2 separate regions of the Homo sapiens genome follow, and region 1 is linked to region 2. A link is an interaction called in ENCODE POLR2A ChIA-PET data of the cell type or tissue named here. Cell type or tissue: PC-9. All regions are shown on one strand. Each heading gives the region's core, and the rest is flanking DNA. Links, peaks and the distances in the headings are about the cores only. Region 1 overlaps EMP1 (epithelial membrane protein 1). Region 2 has its middle 31 kb from the start of EMP1.

Region 1 (8,677 bases), core at 231-8,230, 59 kb before region 2:
ATTGGCTTTGTTGTATGTGGTTACACTTGAAGTTGCAGTTTCCAAGAACCTATTGGTGACTGGGCACGGTGGGAACTCCAGGTACTCTGGAGGCTGAGGCAGGAGGATCCCTTGAGCCCAGGAGTTCAAGACCAGCCTGGGTAACATAGTGAGACTCTTTCTTAAATTAAAAAAGAGAAAAACCTCGATAACATTAAGTGAGGACTTCATGTAATCAATATTTAATAGTATTTGATAAAGTGTCTTTGCTCTGAAAAAGCATTGGTTTTTTCAGAGCATACCAATACCATACCAATACCATACTGTCAAAAATGTCCAGAATCAGTGGCTTCTGTACTGCAGGGACTGTAGGAAATTAGAATTTTCCAAGAAAATTGGGGGTGGGGTGGGTGTAGGGCACCTTCCTGAGAATGAGAATCATCAACATCAAGGGAAGGATGAAAGCCTACGGTGGTCAGTTCATGCCTTTCTCCAGGCAGCCCACTGAAATCATTCCAGAATGGTTGAAATTCTGCTGTGATGATGCGTCTCCTTAGATTACAGGGCACTTCATCAATAACCCATAACAGACCTATAATAATACAACAACGTTCCTTGCCAATAAATTCCCACTCTATACCCTCTCTTCCCAATATTTCAGTGTAAGCCCATTTCTCCTTCAGTAGAACCTAGGATTCTTTTATCCTTTCATTGGTCTAATGTAATGTTACTCAGTGTCTATGAACCAGGCAACGTGTCTGGTTCTGGGAAAACAGAGGAGACAAAAGTCCTAGAACAAGCACTCAAGTTACTTACAGTCAAAGGAGGTGTGCTTGGTGTTGATTGGATTATGTCTCAGAAGTCTGTGTGATCTGGCTCTAAGTCACAGCCCCTCAAACCATCAAACCATCATTTATTTGCCTGAAAGCCCTGAAGTCTTATAAGGTTCTCCTGGTTGCCCTCTTCCTCCCCTCTGCCTTTCAAAATAATCGTTATTACATCTGGCAGGAGGTTCTCCCCCCATCTGAGTGCTCCTCACAGGTTAGTCTGTAGGTTGGCCAGGTGAACCCGCAGTTAGCGAGCAGGGAGTAGAGAAGGGGCCGGAAGAGCCAGCTCCTCCCTCTGTGATTGCAATGCCCCTAGACCACTGGAGCAGTGTGGTGTGTATATTCTCTCTGCCATCATGACTCGAGACTCGCATCTGAACTTGTCCTAGAAAGTATCACATAGCTGTCTCAGGTAAGCAGCAACAGAAGTGCTGTCTATGTGTGTGTGATGGACAGGCTGCAAGAAGTCTCCTCCAATGCGTTTGTACATTTCTCCTGATTGCCAGCCTAATCAGCAGCTATAAAACAGGAGCACCATCTAAGAGCAGACTTCTTAGCTCAAGTTTTGGGAAATTAGTCTATTTTTTGTAACAGGGAGGGGTGGATATAAATAAGGAAAAGACTAAAAAATTAATAAACACTAAAGATCAACAACTGCCATAAAACAGCAAAAATATCCCAGAAGACTTTTTCCTTTATTATTTTTTCAGGAGTGAAATTTCAAGTTAGTATATGTAAATATCTTACTTGGTGGAACATGATGAATTTGTTTAAAAAAGAAATGACGAGAATTGTTGCTGACCTCATTGGAAGAAATGGCTTTTGTAAAATCTTTTTTATTTTTGTATTTCAAATTTGGTTGCTCTGGAATACATGTCTGTGAGCCAAATGGCACTGAGAAAGACTCTGCCCTTGAAATTTAGTATTAAGAGATTCTTAACGGTTTTTAAAGGCAGTTTAGCTCTTTTTTTTAAATTTTATTTTCATCCATTTTGTGGTCCAAAGGCTGTCCTTTGACAAAACAAACTATGTTAATCATCATTAGAAAAGTTAGAGAAAGTCAATGGTAGAGAAGAAAATTCAGACACTAATGGTGAATTACCTACCACCTTTTTAAGTGGCCTGATATTTATCACCATACATTTAGGGTATATATGGCAAAGACAGAAACTTAGACCCACAGGGAGAAAGAAAATTTATAAACAACTAAAGTTCAAACCATGCAATTGGAAAAACAGCATCTGTCCCTCTCATTGAAGGCTTCTCATAATTTACTGCAGAGTAACAGCAAGTATTGATTTCTGCCCTTCAGCTTCTTGAACTGTCATTTATCACTGTTTACCTCCCACAAACTTCGTGTCAGAAAACCACTGTTCATCAGGCTTTTTCATAACAACACATAAAGAGCTACAGAAAAAGCGGAGACTTCAACTAGCTTCATTCTGGCATCTCAATGCCTTCCTCGGCCAATCAGTGTTCAGGTTCCTCCTAGAGCCCAGTTTTCCTCTCCAGGGCCAAATAGTAGATTCTACACAGGAGATCCTGGTAGAAATTCTTTCCTTACTTCTGGCTCCATCCAAATATTTCTTTTTTTCCAGCGTTATGAGGCTTTCTAGGCTGTCTGTGAAGAGCTTCTTTGAGAAGACAATTAAACTTTCTGTGTTAAGAGAGTAGCCAAGTCTCCAATCCCTTCACTAAAAGCATTCCAGAGATGTCCCAGTTTCGTCAAAGGGCCTAGATCCATTATCATCTACAGATTAAGTCCATTCCTTGTGAAACTCATTTAATCAAATTATTTGGTAGAATCATGGTGCTAGAAAGATCTTTGAGAAATCCATTGGTAAAGCCTCAAGCTCTCAAAACATTCGACGCCCAAAATAGAGGAGAAAACAGCTGTCTTTCTAAGGAAAAATTTCAAAGAACTGGGAGAGGCTGCCTGGAGTTCCGTTTGGGGGATTTTATATGGCTGGCCCAAGCCCTGCAGGAAAAAATGTTGTGATTAATTAGTAACGATATAGGAAAGGGTAAAAGGTTGATTCTGGCCTGACTTATCCAAAACGAGGCATTTTCTCTTCTTTTAGCTTTGCTCGCAATCTTTCTCCATCATATGTTGTTTCTGTTAACCATGTCTTATAAAAACCTTGCAGAATCACGCTCTACTTTAGTCTTCTCTTCTGGAAACAGCAACAAACCTTTTTATCTTTCATCCTGGAACCTATTATCCAACCCTTTAATCATCTTGGTTGCTTGTTTCTGCAATCACTCTAATTTCTTCACATCTCTTTGAACGGTGGTGACCAACACTGAACATAGTACTCTATAACTCAGACCATAATCTGACTAATGCAGAATCTAAAGGAATGATTGCCTCTCATCTTCATATTTCTTCATATGTCCTGGTATTACATGGGGTTTTTCATAATATTCTTTGATTTACATCCATGACAGGTCACTGTTACCTGTGTTCAGACATCATTCCAGATCTCTTGCTAATGAGATTGTTCAGAGATTTCACATCAAAATAATTTGCCCAATGGAAGTCTCTGTTTTGAGGGATAGGGAAGTTTGCACAAACGTAAAAGATGTTTTTAAAAAAAGAAAAAAGACAGCCATTTTAAAACTAAAGCAGATGTTTAAAATGTTGAAAAGGGAAATTTAGTAAAAGGCCAACATTTTTGAAAAGCAAATTTTAGCAAATTAGATATTTTAAACAAGAAGTTTCATGGGATACTAAATTAAAACTCCAAGTGTGTCCCAGATCCATGCCCTGTCCTCCCATCACCCTCCCATGTCCACCCCTACAGGATCCAGGTTGGAACTAACACAAGGAGAAAGTGTGATGCTAATTTGGGGGAGCTAAAATTGGTAATAAAACAATTTAAAAGTAAAATTTAAAACAAAAGACAGCTGAATTCAAACAGATATAAGGTCAGTCCCAAGTGAGTTGACCCAGGCTGATGGAAGTGCTATGAAAAGCTTACCTAGCTAGAGGCTAAATGTGGGAAATGTGCAGCCTCCTAGAGACTTACATTTGTGGGTGCTCTGGGGAACCCCCAGGATCCCTCTGGAAAGTAACCCTTCACAAGTAACCTAAGACATCTTTAGACTAAGGAGCAAGATACTTAAATGTCCAGCCAGCTCCTTGTACTTAACATGTCTAGATCTGAGTTTATAATCTTCCCCCTCAAATTCTTCCTCCAGCTTCCCTCTTTTGTTCATGGCGTGGCCAGTTCCCCCAACTCCAGTCTGGTAAATCAGAGTAATCTTTGTTGCCTTCTCCCTGAAATCTTGCTGAATCACATGACATCTAAATCATACCTTTTGTATTATATTCATCTCTTCCATTCCCATCCCACCCACTTTGTCCAGTTCTTATTACCTCTTCCCTCAAGTACTACAGTAGCCTCCCAACTATTTCTCCACCTTCTTCACTTCTCCTGCAACCCCCTGTATAATCTGCCAAATTCATCCTTTCAGAGCACATTCCAGTTATATCATTGCTCAAAAACGTTTTAGGAATTCCCATTATCCTTCCAAATCATTGTGAAATTCCTAACCCTGAGAGTCAAGACCTTCTGCAGTAAAGCCCCCAGTCTACCTTTCCAAATGGGTCACTTGCTCCAGCCAGCTTTTCCATCGCTATGATTTCGTTGGCTGATCTTTCAACTTCCAACTTCTTTACAACTTCCAACATTTTATTCACCCTTAAAGTTCATCTTAAATGTATGCACAGCTGGATGAGGACCAGAGCCTATTCAGCTACTTTAAATAAATGCAATGCTCTAAAGCAGAGGTCATTCTGCCCAGGCCTAAGGGCTGTACTACTTAGGAAACCCATGGATGTTTTAGGAGAATTTTATGAAAAAAATATATATGTGTACACTTTTACAGAGAGGGCTTTAATCACTTTTAATGACCCTAAAAATAGTAACAGACAACCCCCAGAGGCACATTTCCTCCCTTCTCTCTCAGCATCAATGGCACTCCGCCTGCATTGGAACCACCTGTCCAATTCCCCGAAACAGTGAGTGCCACAGGGGACCGGTTCTGTCACCCGTGATGATGTGTCCCAGCACCTTCCCCAGCCCTTCTCACACAATTATATTGAACATCTGCTAATTGCCAGGCATCCTGCTAAATGCTGAAGGAAAGGAAATGAAATATGAGTTCCCTGCCCTCTTGTAGCTCATGGTCCAGTGAGAGAAGCATGCAGTTTAACCCACTATTCAAATATTCTGTGACAAATGCTCTGATGAAATACACATATGATATTATGTAAACATTGACAAAGCTCATTTCAGTAGGGCCTGGGGCATCAGGCCACCCTTTTGGAGATGAGGAATGTGCTCTGATCCTGTGAAATCAGGATGAGTTAGCCGGATACCAGGGGAAGGACCTTCAGAAAAACAAATGACATGTGGGGAAAACCCCCACAACATGGTATAAGTGTGTGTTTTAGCCCTGGGATAGAGTGGCCATGGGGGAAAAGGCAGCAATAGACAAGTTCTGAATTTTATCCTGCACAACCTGAAGGAGAAAATGAAGGATTAAAAGCAGGAGAATGGCACGCTCATATTTGCACTGCAAGAAAATCAGTTTTTGCAACAGAGTGGAAAATTAGTTGGAGCAGTGAATTCTTATGAGCCTATTCAGCTACTTTAAATAAATGCAATTAAAGGTCTAAACTAAGATCACACTGAAGGGAATGGAAAGAAAGGGAAAGAATCTAGAAATATTTGGGAATTAGAATCACCAAGATACAGTTATTAATTAAATGTGAAGAATGGGGGAGAAGGAGGAATGGTGAGTGACGCTTGGATATCTGGCCTGTAATTCTAAGTGATAGGTGGCTATTTCCTGAGATGGGGAAGTCAAAGAAAGGGAGGAGAACTTCAGGGGTTCAGTTGAATTTGTAGTTCTTACGGCCCTGGCTTCAGAAAGCTGATCTGAGTCTAGATGCAGTTTTTGGATTCATTCCAATATAGGTGATCATTCATTATAGGAATTTTAATTAAATCCCATGCAAAATACAAAGATACAATAAGCAGCAGGCAAAAAAAAAAAAAACAAAAAGGTACAGGCTAAGAGTGCCCATTGGATTGGAGAATATAAAGTGAATCTTGATCCTCAGCAGAGCTATCACTTTGGAGTGCTGAGGGCAGAAGCTGATTGGCTCCAGGGAGGCCCGAGGTGAGGGAGTGGGAAGAGAGGCCTGAGCCTTGCACCCTTAGATCAGGCGGGAGGCCTTCTCTAGGCCTGTGCTTTCCTGGCTTTGCTCCAACCCTCCTCCAGCCACACCCTCCCGGGGGCAAGAAGTCCTTGGGCTCAGGACCAAAGGAGCACACCCACCTGGAGGCCACACCCTGCTGCCAGACTGCATTTTGATTGCTCGTGCTGCCAAAGTCCCTGGCCAAATGTCCTCATGCTCATGACTAAGCCCCTCTCCCTGGGCCTGTCAAATAGAGAGTGGACTGTGTTATGGGATGGCCTATGAGATGGCCCAGGGGCAGCTGTCTGCAAGATGGGGCATGGGTGAGGGCTGTTCTCAGATGTGTGGGCCGGAGTACCCACTCATATGCACTCCGTGTCTCTCATGGTGGGAGATGGGGCAGAGGAGGAAGGGAGAAGAAAGTCAAGCTATGAGCAGAGAGCCTGACACCCACTCCCCCAGTAAGCCGACTTCTACCCCAGGACTACAAGGAGTCTGAGTTTTTTCAATTTAACCTGACCTTCTAGGTATTTCTATCAAGGTAGGACAATAGAACACTTTTATTTAATGGCTTGTTAACTTGATATTACAACTTTCAAATATGTAGATATATGGTGTGCCTCTATGTGAGCTCTTACCCTTGACCCCAGAGACAGGGCCTGGTGGAGACGGATAATAAGAGACCAAGAGGCAAAGTATTAGTATAGAGAGGAGTGATTTTTTTGTTGTTGTTTGTGTGTTTTCTTTTGCTTAAGATATGGTAAACTTAAGCATATTTTACCCACAAGACAAAATCTCCAGTAGAGATATAGGGAGAAGAAGAATAACAATAGAGCATCCTTGAAGAGCTAAGAGAGCACAGCCTTCTGGCCAGGCACGGTGGCTCACACGTGTAATCCCAGCACTTTGGGAGGGCCGAGGTGGGTGGATCACTTGAGGTCAGGAGTTGGAGACCAGCCTGGCCAACATCTCTACTAAAAATACAAAATATAAAATTGAGCCAGGTGTGGTAGCACACGCTTATAATCCCAACTACTTGGGGGGCTGAGGTAAGAGAATTGCTTGAACCCAGGAGGAGGAGGTTTCAGTGAGCAGAGATGGCGCCACTGTCCTCCAGCATGGGTGACAGAGCAAGACTCCATCTGGAAAATAAAAAAGAGCATGGAGTTCAAAACTGGTGGTAGTGGGTGTTAGCTCCAGAAATTAGGAGCCACGCACGTTCCTCTGAATTAGGAAGAGTGGTTCTGGGGAATAAGGACGTCCAGGGTAAGGTCAAGAGAATGACCGGCTGAAATGAACCTAAGCTGAGCAATGAATAATTGTCTGCATTTATCTTTTATCTGTCCTTCCAGGAGCTCTGACAAGTACTAAATACAATGAGACGTAAAGAATTTAAATTATTCTGGGGAAAGAAATTAGTAGTCAGTTCTGGTATGCCATGTTGAAGTAAATTTCATAAGTGAGTATATGGAAAGAAATCTGGAGTTCAATATCACTGCCAGAATATTGCCTTGCTTTTTTAAAACAAGGTGACTAAATGTCAGACTAATTAGTGTAATCCATTTCACCCATAAATCTAGCACTATAATTCTCAAACTTGATTTTGCAACCCTAGTAACCTCAAGAGCTACTGCAAAACTATATCCAAATACTCAAAACAGGTTTACTTTTGATTCACCTTAAAAATTATAAGGACACATGTGCTCAATGTCAGCTTTTTATAAGACAGAGGAGAAGTGGTGAAATCAAATTAAAAATAGTACGATTTCATAATGCCCAAAAGCCTGTAAATGTCTATACTAAGGAGTTGGAATCATTCAAAATTCCCAGATAAACTGAATTTAAGCATTGATACATGATATGGTTTGGCTGTTCCCCCACCCAAATCTCATCTTGAATTGTAATCCCCCAAATCCCCATGTGTTGAGGGAGGGACCCCGTGGAAGGTGATTGGATCATGAGGGTGGTTCCCTCATGCTGTTCTTGGGATAGTGGGTTCTATAAAATTTATGGTTTTATAATGCAGTTTTCCCTTCTCTTGCATGCTCTCTCTCCCCTGTCACCATGTAAGACGTACCTCTTCCCCTTTTGCCATGATTATAAGTTTCCTGAAGCCTCCCCAGCCATGCAGAACTGTGAGTCAATTAAACCTCTTTTCTTTATAAATTACCCAGTCTCGGGTATGTCTTTATAGCAGTGTGAAGACGGACTAATACAATATGCTAATGCAAGTGGGAAAACTAAGATTGATTTTGGAATGAAACATGCAGTCTCAACTTAAGAACACCCAATTTACAAAACTATATATATCCAGACAGAGTCATACTGAATGCCATGTTCTCCCACATCAATGTCAAATGCTTAGCATGGCCAGCAAAAAGCTGTTCCTTTGCTGTAATGCAACCGTGTCTTCTGAATATGGATCCATATTCACTTTCCATCTTATCCTCCATCAGACACACTCTTCTTTTCCTAAAGCATTTGCAGGGCAACAGAGGGTTCCAGGTTTCAGAATTTAAACAGTCGTATCTCATTGAAAATAAGTTTAATGATTATTAAGTTTCCAAGCTAGATTACAGAAGTCTTTTTAGCCCATATCATAAATAAAATAGTTCTGAATTTTTCGTATGGAAAAATATACTCTGAGTTCCAAGCAAACAAC
Region 2 (8,677 bases), core at 504-8,503:
TGAATATGTCTTCCTTAAATTTTGTGTCCTTCAACTCTGGGGAATTCTCTTGTGATGTTTTTCTGTAATTCCTTCCCTCATCTGTTTGTCTTCATCTCTTTTTGGAGCTTCTATCAGTTAGATGTTGGTTCCCTGGATTAGTCTATGTGTTACCTTTTTTGTCCTTTTCTTTTTTATTTTTTTTTTAATCTCTGTCTTTTTATTTTACTTTTCCTCTATTTTATCCTCCAACTTTTTAATTATTGTTTTTATAGCATTCTTTTCTTTTAATTGATGTGATATCTTCATAAATGTCTCTGAATATACAAATTTGAGTTTCTTTCAAGTTCCTCATGTATCCTGAATTAACTTGTTTTCCTGTGGAGTCATTTCTCTTTTTCTTAATTGTGTTTCATAGTTTCTTTCAAATGCCTACCAGTTGGTGATGCAAGCAAAACTGGCTGAACTCAAAGTACACTGGAGGTCATGCAGACTACCCGGCTCCACTACAGGGTCAGTGGGAATGGAGCCTGGATGTGGCATCAGCTCCCACACCAGGAGCAGGTTGTTCAGTTTCTTTACAGAGGAGCAATCCATCCCCCATGATAGGGTAGAGAAGTGGGGAGTTTCAGCCCACATCTCACTCCTGTTCACCATCAAATCTAGAGTTTTTGAGTCCTCCAAATTGAGAATTTTGTAACCTTCCAGGTTTCTGCAGGAAAAATCAGCCCTTGCCAGCCACCTCCTGCCTGCACATCTCCTTCCCTGTGCCTTGCCCTGCCCACCCCACCCTATTAGCTCTTGGTCCTTTTGCCACTCCTGCAATCCACACAGCACACCATCACTAAGCCTCCAAAGATCCTCTCCACATTCTCTTGATTTCCAGAGAGAAGGTTCAGATCCCCTGGGACAGGGTGGGAGGTGTTGGGGGACAACCAGGAATCCTTACTATCAACATTGGATGTGGGGTAATAGAATAATTTTTTCAGTGTTGAAAGACAAACCTTCAACCTAGAATTTTAATTCCAATTAAACTGTCTTTAAATTTGGGGGCAAATTAATGTTATCTCAGGCACACGTAAAACCTCTTTCAATATTCTCTTAGAAGAAGTACTCCAGGAAGAAGTGAAATACATACAAGGGAATACTATGAGACTTATTTTTATTAAGAGTAAATAAATAAATACCATATAATTTTAATTTCTTTCTAAAAAAGAAGCAAAAGTGGAAGTTAGATTTAGAGAAGTAAAAGAATCACTAACCATACAGCAGATGCTCTCCAAAAAGACCAAAAAAAATGAAAGGGGAAAATACTTAAGGAAATAAATATTATTTCTTAGAATTAAAGAAAATGAGAGACTTCAATTGGGAAGACTTATGGAATGTTGTACAACACAGATGGGGAGAATGGTCCACACCTAGACACATTATAGTGAATTTATAAAGTACCAAAACTGGCAGAAGAAGAAATTGAAGGTTTGCATAGATAACCATTATAGAAATTAAAAAAGTAATCAGTTGACAAGGCTATTAAGTATAATCTCGCTTCCAAAACTGGATAAGAACAATACCCGAAAAATTATAGTATCTACATACATAGATAATTATATATCTAATATATGCAAAAACTCCTGCAAATCAACATGAAAAAGACTGGAGACCCCAAAGAACAATGGCAAAACATGTAATACACAAATTAGAGAATAGATAACAAGTAAGAGATGAGATATGTAACCCTCCTAGAAATCAGAAAAACACAAATTTAAAAACAATGATATACTATTTTACACACACCCAGTATACAAAGATTAGAAAGCCAGGTAATAGCAAGTTCTGGAGAAGATTCCAGGAAACAGGCTCATTCATTCACTGCTGGAGCGCAGCCATTCTGGAGAGCAACCAGGGAGTATTTAGTGAAATGAAGTACTCCTATGCCTTATGGCCCAACGATCCCACAGGCTGGTATACGCCCAGAGAAGCTCTTGCCAAAGCCATAGGGGCACATGCACGGGGTTCTTGTTCTGTCATTAGAATGCCATGAGTGAGTCAGGGGTACAGGTAGAGTGTGGAATAGGGAAGGGAGGTACAGAAGGGAAATGGAAGTGAAGATAAGGGATGAAAGGAAAAAAGCAAATGACCAAAATAAAACCAGAATGTGACCTTACACAGCCTACTAACAACAGTGTGGCTGAGGAATGTGTTTAGCTTGGCTGTCTGCATCTGAGGGTCCACAAAACAAAAATCACCACATGCAAGCATTGATTTACCACCTGATATCCTATCCTGGGTCAGGGAACTGGGTCAGGGAATTGGTGGTAGAAAAATAAATGAGCAGCTTCTGCCAGGCTTTGACTGAAGAGATGAGCTGGGGAATAGATGTGGCCTCCCAACAGGCTTCTTTCCTCACCTCTCCATTCATCTGGCCTAGTGGGAAAAAGAGAAGGCCTCACCCTCTATAAATAAACCCCTCCCTGGCCCTCAGTAATCTCTCCAGGTTTAGTTCATCCCAAGGCTGCAAGCCCGTTTCCCACCCAGACATCATTTCCTTCCACAGAGCCTTTGTGGAGCGGGTTCCTCAACCTGTGAGTCATCCCTGCCCATTTCACCCTGGAGTCAAACTGGATCAGTGTTGGGATTTGTCACCTGCACTCACTAGAGCATGGCCACAGCCATCTCCAAGCCTCTGACCTGCGTGTGCAGGAAGGGCTAAGGAACCAGGCAGAGGTGAAAGCCTGCGTTTCCCAGGGAAAAGAAATTACTCTAACATCAATAACATCTATCTCTCCTAGGTAATCAAACTGAGCACCTGGATAAAGAAACCCCACCTCCCACAGTCCCAATAAGGACCGGAAATTGGCTTGTTGAAGTGACGCAGGAAAATGGAGCCGGCAGTGCAAAGGTGAACTCTAAGAGCTGGTGAAGTTACAAGGAATAGGTTTTAGTAGAAACATTGCTGGCCCCTTTTTCTCTGGCACATGCCTGCACCAGACATCTCTTTTAGGACCAAATCCTCTGTTACCCCTAGATTCCTATTTCATGGATCCTGCCTCTTATCCGGTTCCCTGGCTCAGAGACACACACTGAGCCATCTCCTGTGACCTACTTGGAAGGGGGACCCGCATCCTGGACTTCTCAAGACTTCACCCAGACCGTAAAGTGGCCCTAAGCCCTTTCCAGCTTGCTTGTTCTTAGGTACCAAATAGATAGTCAGTTTGTGGCACTCATTAAGCTTATGCTGTGGACAGAGCAGTGTAGTGAGGCCTTATGGAGAAAAACAATAGAAATAGAAGTTTTGGTCCCTCAGAGTATGTGAGTGAGTGTCAATGGGCCAACCTGTTAAATGCAAGCCATTATCCTCAGCACTTTCATATACATTCCTTCATTTATCTTCACAGTGACTCCAGGAGTTAGAGCCTCATTTTCTGATTTCCAGAGGAATAATCTGAACCTCTCCGAGATTGAGGAACCTGCCTCAAGTAACGGCTGGTAAGTGACATATCCAGGATTCCTGACTCCGAGGCCACAGCGCTTTTCACAACACCACAGTTGCATTAAAGAGAATCCATCCCACCTGCAAATACAGAGCACTGTGCCCTGAAATAGACTCAAAAGCGTTTTCAAAATAGCACATCAATAAGAACAAACGCATTAGAAAATAAACTCTGAGCCTGTGTGTTCTGGTCTCTTCTGTAGAAAGGAGGGGTTCAACAGTGAAAGATTCCTAAAAGAGGTAAATTTGAAACCTAGTTTGAAAGAACAGAGGCTACAGATAGGCAGAGAAGAGAAAATAAAGTTGGAATTAGCATCTTCTCTTAAGGTTATGTAGACATTCCTGCCATTGTGGAACAAATTTTCCACTCTGTCTACCAAAGTAAGAGGAATTATGCTTAAACATGGCAGGGTGGATTCAGGTTAGCATAAAAGACATTTCTGGTGATGAGGTGGTTAAATACCAAACTATTTCATTAAAGGAAGTGGTGAAATGTAGATTGTTTTTTTCCCCTCAGATGACTTTGGCTTACTCCTGGAGACAGGAGATGAACACAGCAACTCTGCAGACATCAACTGAAAACGGCAATTCTGGGGTTATAAGATAACTTTATTATGCTCATATAAAAAGGGTTCAGGGCAACCTGTATAATAACAAACTATTGCTCATCCCTAGACCCTCCCAAAGAGCCACTGCAAAGTAGTTTCTCACCTTTCCCATACCCTGACAAGCAGGAACCAGAAAGGGCCTGAGTCACCAGGTCACGTGACTGAAAGTGCAGCTGGGGCCTCTGTCTGCACTTGGCATGGCCGCATGAAACCAAAATTGCCTGTGCCCTGCAAGCTGAAGAGCACCAAGCAGTTACAGGTTATGTCAGGAAACCCAGGGCTGCCATCCAACTGCTGGAGCCGTCCCTGTTTGCAATGGAAGAAAAGGGTATTTGCAATTGCTCCTTCCCCACACTGTGGCTGCTGTTCAGGTGTTAGTTTCAGTTAGTTAGTTAGTTAGTTAGTTAGTTAGTTAGTTAGTTAGTTAGTTAGCTAGCTAGCTGGTTGGTTAGGTAGTTAATTGGCTAGTTGGTTAGTTAGGTGGTTAGTTAGCTGGTTGGTTAGTTAGTTAGCTAGTTTTGCAAATAGTATAAGGGCATGCTCCATCCCTAAGAAAATGATGCTTTTTCACAGACCTATTAATGATTGAACTGCCCCTTCAGGAAGGCAGGCCTTGAACCAGAAGTCCCCAAGAAGAAACTCTTCCCTTCCTGCTCTAATGATTTCCATTTTCCTAAGAATCCTGGACTCAGAGACTATTCGAGTTAGTAAGACCTTAGGCATTTATTTCAGTCTCGTTGTTTTCCAGGAAAGGAAGCTCAAGCCTAAAGGGATGAAGTGACTTGCCCAAGGTCACACATCTGGTCAGTGCCCTTCACCTGGGGTGAACCTTCACACATCCAAGGTGAAGACGAAGGAAGTCAGCCGTTTCCCTCTTGTGTTTCAAGCAATGAAGTTTGCTTAAGATTGGTGAATGTAGTCTTAGACATTTCTCCTTCCTCTTCATGCCCCACATACCAACACCACCAAACACATAACAATTGCCTGCTCTGCTTCTCTTTTCATGGGAAGATTTTCAATCTATAGGCACCATCAGTTCCTTCTAGCAGAAATGGAAATGGCTTCCTGACCCACGGACGGAGGTGGCTACCTTTGGCAACTCAGGCGGGATGGCTAATACAGGTGTTTTTCGTCATTCTCATCTCCCAAACCCCAGAGCCCACCTTCTCACCACCAAAGGAGATCAGTCAGATGCAGACCATGTGAGATGGCTGGAAGAGCCCGGGTTTTCAAATCAGCAGCCCTAGATACCATTAACTGCATGGCCTCTCTAGAGGCGCTTAGTGATTGGCATCTCTAAATTGGAGATGAAAATGCCGTGGTGCCATGAGAATGGAATGAGATCATATTTGGGGAAAGCCCTTTGGAAATGGTTATGAGAGGAAATGCCAGGGATTTTCATTACTGGCTTCAGGCTGCCCTAGGCTTGACCATGCAGTCGAGTTCACAGCCCAAAGGAAGGGTGTCTGCAGCTGGGCTGGGCCAGAGGTGGGGCTGGAGATTGGAAATGTGGGTTCCTCCACCTGTGTACATAAGAAAGCGCCTCTTCCAACAGCCCTCAGAGAGGGGCATGGACAGGGCCAGCAGTAGCCCAACTCCCAGAACGCAGCTGCCATGTGTCAGCCCTGAAGCTACCTTTTTTTCTCCTTTTTTTTTTTTTTTTTTTTTTTTTTTTGGTTCTCATAGGTCTGGAGCATTTGAAAGGGGCTGGTTCACTACTGGCCTGGCAGACAGGCAGCTTGCTCCAGGGCAACAACTCATGTTTTTCCCCAGTGTGAGCTTGTGCAAGTGGAGAATGCTGGGAATGTGAAGCCTGTTCCCTATTACTCCACTTCCTTTGCGCACTCAGTTTCCCCTCCCTCCTCAATTTCTTCCGCAGTCTTGATGAGAAATGATAGTCTCAGAGAGAGAGCAAGCTCTTTTACTCAAGTTAGCCACACCACCTATTTCATCTCTTCTGGAAAACTCCTCCCTCAATAAGCACGGCTGGCCCTGTATACTCCCTTTTCCCATTCAACTGCACCTTCAATTTCTCCTGTCCACAGACTTCCTCTGTGTTTATAAGCATGTACAGACTTCTAATAACTCGAGAAATGTTCCTTGATGTCTCCTCCACCATTCACTCTACTTACAATCCTATTCATATTTGCTTGCCATTGCCACACTTCTTCAATCAGTGGTCTGTACAAGCAGTCTCTTCTTTCCCGAAAATCAGTATTTTGTCCCACTTCGTGTTCTATAGAAACTCTACTCCCAGAGGTCAATGAGGAATTGTCTAAAGGTCAATGCCTAATTTTTGGTCTTCGTTCTTCCTCTGCAATGTTGATGTTCCATTCAGTGGGATCCACTTCTCCTCTGGCTTCTGTGACAGTACTCAACCCTCATGTCATCCCCGTCTGCTGCTCTGTCACCTTAATCAACTCCTCTTCTCTTTACTGCCTCCTTCAATAGACATGTGTCAATATGAAGTTCCCAGGGCCTCTGCTATTCTGTTTATTCTGTTTCTCTAGTTAATTCCACTTTCTTAAATGGATGGCTTTTCATTTTGAAAGCGTGTCCCAAATCTGTATCTCCGTATATGACTACTCTGACCTGCAAACGCCTATTGGATATGTTCCTCAGGGTCTTCGTAGTTATTTGATATATCTAAAATTAAATTCATCATCTTTCTGGATTCCCTGTTTCTGTTAATAATACTTCTCTCTCAATTACTCATTTGGAAGCTAAGCTTGAAAACCATTCCTAATTCCTTCACCTGTTTCATCCCCATGTTCAGTCAATCACCAAGTAAGTCAGCTCTTCTTTCTAACAAGTAAAAAGGAGAGTTCTAAAGCAATCTCCTTTCCTCCTTACTCATTTTATTTCTACTGACTTCACCCTCCATAGTTCAGATAAATTGTTTTTTTATTCATTCATTTAACAACTATGCATATATATCAAGTGTCTACTCTGAGCCAGGCTTTGTGCTAGGAATTAGGTAAGCAAAAACAGACTCAGACTTTCCCGATTCCAGCAACAGAATTTATAACCTGGGAGAAGAGACAAGCATCGCTCAGGAAAACTCTAATGAAAATAGAGCTATACACTGAAATTAGTACTCCTGAAAGAGAAGAACACAATTAAGGATTGAAACATCAAGTATGAGTAGAAATTGACTAGACAAATGGAGGTGTCCTGCTCAGAAGAGGAAGAAAGTTGCTTACTGATGGAACAATTTATTCTAAGACTATTTGGTTAAAAGGAATATAGGAGGTTCAGGAAACAGAGAGGCCAATGAGGCTGGAGCTGAGAGGGCAAGGGGTAAGATGAGACTGGAGAAGAAAGAAAGGGACAGACTATGTCAGGTCTAGTCAACCAAGGTAAGGTATTTGGTTGGACTCCATCCTAAGATCAATGAGGAGCAAAGGAAGAGTTGTTACTATTGCTCACTTTGACAGTAGCCACGGCCTCCTGCTGAGATTCTGGCTTTCCTTACTCCAATCTGTGTTGCATGTCATCACAAGCGTTTTCATGGGATAATCTGCTAATCTATCTCTCTACGTTTACTTCCCAACATCATCTTACACAATGTATACATCATAGCTAACCGGTCTACCCTTTGGTCCCTGGGCTATCTTGTGCTTTCCTGACCCTGAGATTTTGCTCACCTCCCATAGCCTCCTCTGCTTCAACTGCTGTCTACCACTCCCCTCTATCTCATGCCTGCCCCCTCATTGAAGGAATCATTTAAATCCAATATTTTCTGGAAATCATAAACCTAACTTAAACATGACTCTCCGTGCTTTCAATAACCATGATACTTATATTGCAAGAGCCTGGGCTTTAGGGCCACGGAGTCTTGGTTTGAGTGCTGATTTTGAGCAAATCACTTATTTCTGGAAGCCTCAGATATCTAATATATAAAATGGATAAAATTATTGTACTTATCATATAGAGTTGTTGGGAGAATTAAATCAGAATACATTTCTGAAGCATCTAAAAGAATACCTGGCACATAGCAAACACTGAATACATGTTACTTACAGGCCCCCTTCTCATTCTCTTACTTTTCAAAAGAAATGATAGGCTTTCTGAAGAAAGGGACTATGTGTTATTTATCTTTATTTCTACACCTGACATAATAGATCTCCAACCCATAACATTGAAGGATTGAAGATGTTGAATGAATGCTGAAAAATGTTAGAGAATTGTTTAATGATGTGGAATGCAATATTAGAAAATCTTTTCATTAACACACCACATTAGTAGATTAAAGGGAGAAATCTGATCATCTCATAGATGGAAAACAGCCAAAATTTAACTTTGTCATGAAAAACATCTTATCAACAGTAAAACATTTATGCCTATCCAATGAAGAAAAAAGAAAAAACGTAACAGTCTTAATCTCAAAAGTGTATTCACTAAAACACTATAGGTAACATTATATTCGATGGTAAAATCTTAAAAGCAATTGCATTAAAGTCAGGAGTAAGACAATAATGCTTATATCAACATTTCCAGTCAGTCCTAGACAGTGAAATAAGACAAGGATTAGAAAAAGAAATGCACAAAGTAAAAAAAAGAATTTACAAAACTGCCCCTACTGGCAGAGGAGAGGAGT

What was found. Peaks named below come from ENCODE experiments on the same cell type or tissue, not always from the same donor. Only the 100,000 strongest peaks of a DNase experiment are listed, where the experiment ranks them.
Region 1: POLR2A ChIA-PET joins it to region 2 with 17 read pairs; 7 of 35 experiments call an interaction of 5 or more read pairs at or near these places.

Annotation. Positions count from the first base shown.
Region 1 is chr12:13,219,808-13,228,484 of GRCh38, reverse strand. It overlaps EMP1 (epithelial membrane protein 1), which reads right to left. Exons shown (of 5, transcript NM_001423.3): 5 at 8,544-8,677. Among named protein-coding and RNA genes, the nearest start is that of EMP1, 27 kb to the right of the region's middle. In PC-9, for the core only: no CTCF peak of the experiment used is centred there; DNase peaks (open chromatin) are centred at 5,084 and 6,164; H3K27ac peaks cover 4,682 bases.
Region 2 is chr12:13,161,249-13,169,925 of GRCh38, reverse strand. No RefSeq gene overlaps it. Among named protein-coding and RNA genes, the nearest start is that of EMP1, 31 kb to the left of the region's middle. RefSeq lists enhancers at 4,057-4,351, 3,481-4,680. In PC-9, for the core only: a CTCF peak has its summit at 8,388; DNase peaks (open chromatin) are centred at 2,525, 4,245 and 5,825; H3K4me3 peaks cover 517 bases; H3K27ac peaks cover 6,229 bases.